Linked DNA regions of Homo sapiens: region 2 is linked to region 1. Evidence: read pairs that join two places in POLR2A ChIA-PET (ENCODE). Cell type or tissue: GM12878. All regions are shown on one strand.

Evidence for each region. ChIA-PET counts read pairs that join two places held together with the same protein. Peaks named below come from ENCODE experiments on the same cell type or tissue, not always from the same donor. Only the 100,000 strongest peaks of a DNase experiment are listed, where the experiment ranks them.
Region 2: POLR2A ChIA-PET joins it to region 1 with 6 read pairs; 5 of 35 experiments call an interaction of 5 or more read pairs at or near these places.

Annotation. Positions count from the first base shown.
Region 1 is chr11:75,891,176-75,893,675 of GRCh38, forward strand. All of the region lies in intron 5 of UVRAG (UV radiation resistance associated), which reads left to right. Among named protein-coding and RNA genes, the nearest start is that of UVRAG, 77 kb to the left of the region's middle. In GM12878, no CTCF peak of the experiment used is centred here; a DNase peak (open chromatin) is centred at 957; H3K4me3 peaks cover 252 bases; H3K27ac peaks cover 1,725 bases.
Region 2 is chr11:75,805,972-75,808,471 of GRCh38, forward strand. No RefSeq gene overlaps it. Among named protein-coding and RNA genes, the nearest start is that of UVRAG-DT, 7.6 kb to the right of the region's middle. In GM12878, no CTCF peak of the experiment used is centred here; no DNase peak of the experiment used is centred here.

The DNA of each region.
Region 1 (2,500 bases):
AGGCTTGTCTTTCTTCCTTTCTAGCCTGTAAGCTTTTGAAGGACAGATTTCTATAAATAATATTGAATTCCCAGCACCTGCCACAGTTTTTGGGGTATGCAGTTTGCTTAGTAAAAGTGTTTGTGATTTAATGAAATAATTATGGGATTGCTACTGCTGCTGTTCATAATATCTCATGTACAGGGTTAGCTGTTCTAATACTGTTGCAACATTAAGTTCCTCCTGCAACTGGTATAACTCACCTTTTAGGACAATATCTGGCACATATAATAATAATATTAATAGCTAAAATGTATTGAGCATTACTGTATATCAAACACTGTAAGAGCTTCACATCTATTATTGTATTTAATACCCCAAGAACCTTATAGCCAAATCCTCAGAGCTGTTGAGATTTTGAGTAAGCCAATAACTAATACTCCTTTCTTCTCCTGAGTTTGGAGCAAGTTCAGATATAGGTGATAGTCTGTAATCCCAGTGGATTTTGGGAGGCTGAGCTGGGAGGATCAGCAGTTCGAGAGCTCAGCAGTTCGAGACCAGTCTGGGCAACGTAGCAAGACCTTGTCTGTACTAAAATTCAAACAAAAAATTAGCCAGGTGTGGTGACACGTGTCTGTAGTCCCACCAACTTGAGGGGCTGAGGCGGGAGGATTGCTTGAGACCAGGAGGTTGATGGTGCAGTGAACCCTGATGGCGCCACTTCACTGGGCAATGGACGAGACCCTGTCTCAGGGAGGGGAAAGAAAAAAAAAGGATAGGTGATAGATAAATGTAGATCAGAACATTGGCTTTATTACTAATAAAACTGATGGACAAATGTGATTTAAATTATGTGACTAAAAGAGTTTGCTGTGACTAAAAGGGCTTGTCGATTCCTTCTATATACTTCCTCTTGGACTGAACCTCCCCCACAAAATAACAAAACAAGTGAAACCAAGGTCTTCCTCTTATAGGAACAAAGCCTGAGCCTCCAAGCCAGAAGCAAAGTTTGTATGCGTGGTTAGACAGGTTGTTTCTGATTGGAGAGAACCTGGAAAGAATTAAGCCAGTCACACACAGGTCCATCTCTGAAGCCCAGCCATCAGATCAGTCATCTGCTGGTCCTGGAGAGGAGTGAGTGGAGGACACAGAGAAACTGCAGATGCTCCTTTCATGACCTTTTCTCCTGAGAAATGGAGTGGGGCATTTGTCTCCTGTGTGGGAACATGGGAATGCAGAGTAAGTGTTTCCCTCTAACGGGAATAATAGCTAGTATTTAGTGAGCACTTCTATGCTGGCACTATTCTAAACACTTTACACATTTTACCTTATTTAAACCTCACACTTGGCCTTTCATAGAAGAGGAAGTTGGCACAGAGAACTTAAGTAACTTTCCCCAAATTACGCAGCTCCCTGAGTAGCAGAGCTGCGATTCAAAAGCAGATGGTCAGTACATGCTTATTGAATATATGATCGTAATTAGTGGTGTACTTTCCCCTATTGTCCTTCAGTTAGTGAGCTTTGTTAATTGGATAAGTTCAGCAGATCTTGCCCCCTTTACCAGCTTTCAAATGAACACCTGACATGTAGACTGAACCTTAAAAAACCTTGTCTTTTTTAACAAAGCCGCAAGCAGAGTTTCCAGTCAAGATGACATTGTAAGTGTACACTTTGAGACCTTCCTCAGCACCAAGCAAGAAGCAAGGATTGATGAAATCGGAGAAATGTAAAAGAAATATTCCTGGCCGGGTGCTGTGACTCACGCCTGTAATCTCAGCACTTTGGGAGGCCGAGGCAGGTGGATCACAAGGTCAGGCATTCAAGACCAGCCTAGCCAACGTGGCGAAACCCCATCTCTACTAAAAACACAAAAATTAGCCAGGCATAGTGGCGGGTGCCTGTAATCCCAGCTACTCTGAGGCTGAGGCAGGAGAACTGCTTGAACCCAGGAGGTGGAGGTTGCAGTGAGCCGAGATCGCACCACTGCACCCCAGCCTGGAGGCCAGAGCAAGACTCCGTCTCAAAAAAAAAAAGAAAAAAAGAAGAATTATTCCTTCCTAAAACAAACAAGAAACCAAGGCAATAAACATCTCCCAAACAGAAGTGGAATAGAAACACAAAGAAGTGGGAAGAAGCAGAAGACTTGGGCCTTCTGGCCACTCTGCCCAGAAGTAGGCAGAAAGATGGGCTCTTCAGGGTAAAATGAGCACTAAATGAGCACGAAAAGCTGAGTGGGGCTCTCCCTATTAAAAAAAGGGCCGAGAAAAGACAGCTTAGAGAAACTGCAGAACTTTAAGAATAATCCTAAAAGGGGAAATTTGAAAAGCTACCAGCGAGAAAGGAAATATTACTCACAAATTAGGCTGACAGCAGACTTCTCATCAGCAGCAGTAGATGCCAGAAGAAATAGGTCTTCAATGCGCTGTTAATTATTAATTGTTTCTAGTAAACTTTCAGTCAAGAGTGAGGGTAATTTGAGACCAGCTAGGGTAACATAATGAAATACTATCTCTACCAAAAA
Region 2 (2,500 bases), 85 kb before region 1:
GTATTGAAAATATATGCAGTAACACTATTTCATTAGAGGCAGTAAAATGTAGGATTAACAACACTGGAGTTAGACTGCTTTAGAATCCCAGCTCGAAACTCAGAACATGTGACTGCCTTCACTTTCTAATCTCATAGCACTGTTGTGTCGATACACAAAAACTGCTTGTAACAATGCCTGGCACAATCCAAGCACTCAATAAATTATTGTTTTTTAAAATCTAAGCTTTAGGGAGTTGAGCCTGATCTCTCTCTCCTGCTACAGAACTCCACTGTGGTAGCCCCTCTTGAATAAAGTCTGCCCTACTGTTTTTTTTGGTTTTTTTTTTTTTGAGACAGAGTTTCGCTCTCGTTGCCCATGCTGGAGTGCAATGGTGTGATCTTGGCTCAGCACAACTTCCACCTCCCGGGTTCAAGTGATTCTCCTGCTTCAGCCTCCCGAGTAGCTAGGATTACAGGCACACGCCACTACACCTGGCTAATTTTGTATTTTTAGCAGAGACAGGGTTTCTCCATGTTGGTCAGGCTGGTCTCGAACTCCCAACCTCAGGCAATCTGCCTGCCTCGGCCTCCCAAAGTGCTGGGATTACAGGCGTGAGCCACCGCACCTGGCCCCTACTGTTCTTAAATAAACAAATGAATCTAAGCTTTATGAGCAAAATATTAGGATAAAAGTAAAATAAATAATTTTCATTTTGTTTCCGTGAAATAGATTACAATGAACATTACACGATTTTTAAATATTTTTTTAGAAACAATCTCATAAAAATTTTCAAGTACAATATAAATAATTTTTTTCCTAAATTATTTGAGAGTATGTTGTGGACATAACTCATCACTCTCAACAAACAAGAATGTTATTTTTTTTCTTTTTTTGAGAGAGGGTCTTGTGCTGTCACCCAGGCTACAGTGCAATGGCACGATCATAGCTCACTGCAGCCTCCAGCTCCTGGGCTCAAGTGATCCTCCCAGCTCAGTCTCCCAAGTAGCTGGGATTACAGGCATGTGCCACCACGCCTGGCCAATTGTTTTTTATTTTTCATGGAGACGACGTCTCTCTCTTTTTTTTTTTTTTTTTTGAGACAGAGTCTCGCTCTGCTGCCCAGGCTGGAGTGCAGTGGTGCAATCTCGGCTCACTGCAAGCTCTGCCTCCTGTGTTCACACCATTCTCCTGCCTCAGCCTCCTGAGTAGCTGGGACTACAGGCACCCGCCACCGTGCCCAGCTAATTTTTTGTATTTTTAGTAGAGATGGGGTTTCACCATGGTCTCGATCTCCTGACCTTGTGATCCACCCGCCTCGGCCTCCCAAAGTGCTGGGATTACAGGCGTGAGCCAGCACGCCCGGCCCGACGTCTCTCTCTTTCTAGCGGGTCTTGAACTCCTGAGCTCAAGCAATCCTCCTGCCTTGGCCTCCCAAAGTGCTGAGATTACAGGCGTAAGCTACCATGCATGGCCAAGAATGTTATCCTATATAACTACAATGAAACCATGAAGACCAAGAAATTAACGTAAAAACATTACTACGATCTAATCCTCAGGCCCTATTCAAATTTCACCATTTGTCTTAATAGTGTCCATTCTGGCAAAAGGATCAAGTTCAGAGTCACATGTTATTTCGATCTTCTTTTATCTGAAACAGATACTCAGTCTTTCCTTGACCATCATGACTGACAATCTTGAAGATGATGAGCTGGGTACTCTTAGAATGCCATTCAGTTTTGTTTTGCCTATTGTTTCCTTATGATTGGTTCAGGTTATTTATCTTTGGCAGAAATATCACAGATGTGATGATGGGCTCTTCTCATCACATCCTGTCAGGAAGCAGATAATTTGAATTTGTCATATTACTGATGATGGTCATGTTGATCACTCTTTTTTTTTTTTTTTTTTTTGAGACAGAGTCTCGCTCTATCGCCCAGGCTGGAGTGCAGTGGCGCAATCTCGGCTCACTGCAAACTCCGCCTCCCAGGTTCACACCATTCTCCTGCCTCAGCCACCAGAGTAGAGTAGCTGGGACTACAGGCTCCCGCCACCACGCCTGGCTAATATTTTTGTATTTTTAGTAGAGACGGGGTTTCACCGTGTTAGCCAGAATGGACACGATCTCCTGACCTCGTGATCCGCCCGCCTTGGCCTCCCAAAGTGCTGGGATTACAGGCGTGAGCCACCGCGCCTGGCCTCATTGATCACTTTTAAGATGGTGACTTGCCACACTTTTCCACTGTAAAGTTACTCTTTTTTTGGTAGTTTGAGACTTTACAAATATCTCCTTTCTTACTAAACATTTATTATAAAGACTTATGGAACCTATTTTATTCAATGGGTTATAAGCCATTCTAACATTTATTCTGATGCTCAAACTGCCCCAGTTTTGGACAGTGAGAGCCCCTTCGAACTGGCTTCTGTGTCCCTTTGATGTCATTTGTCCCATCATTTTTCTGAGGACTTCCTTACTTTCTGGCACAACTGGATGCCCCAGAATCATCTTTTGCTTTTTTTC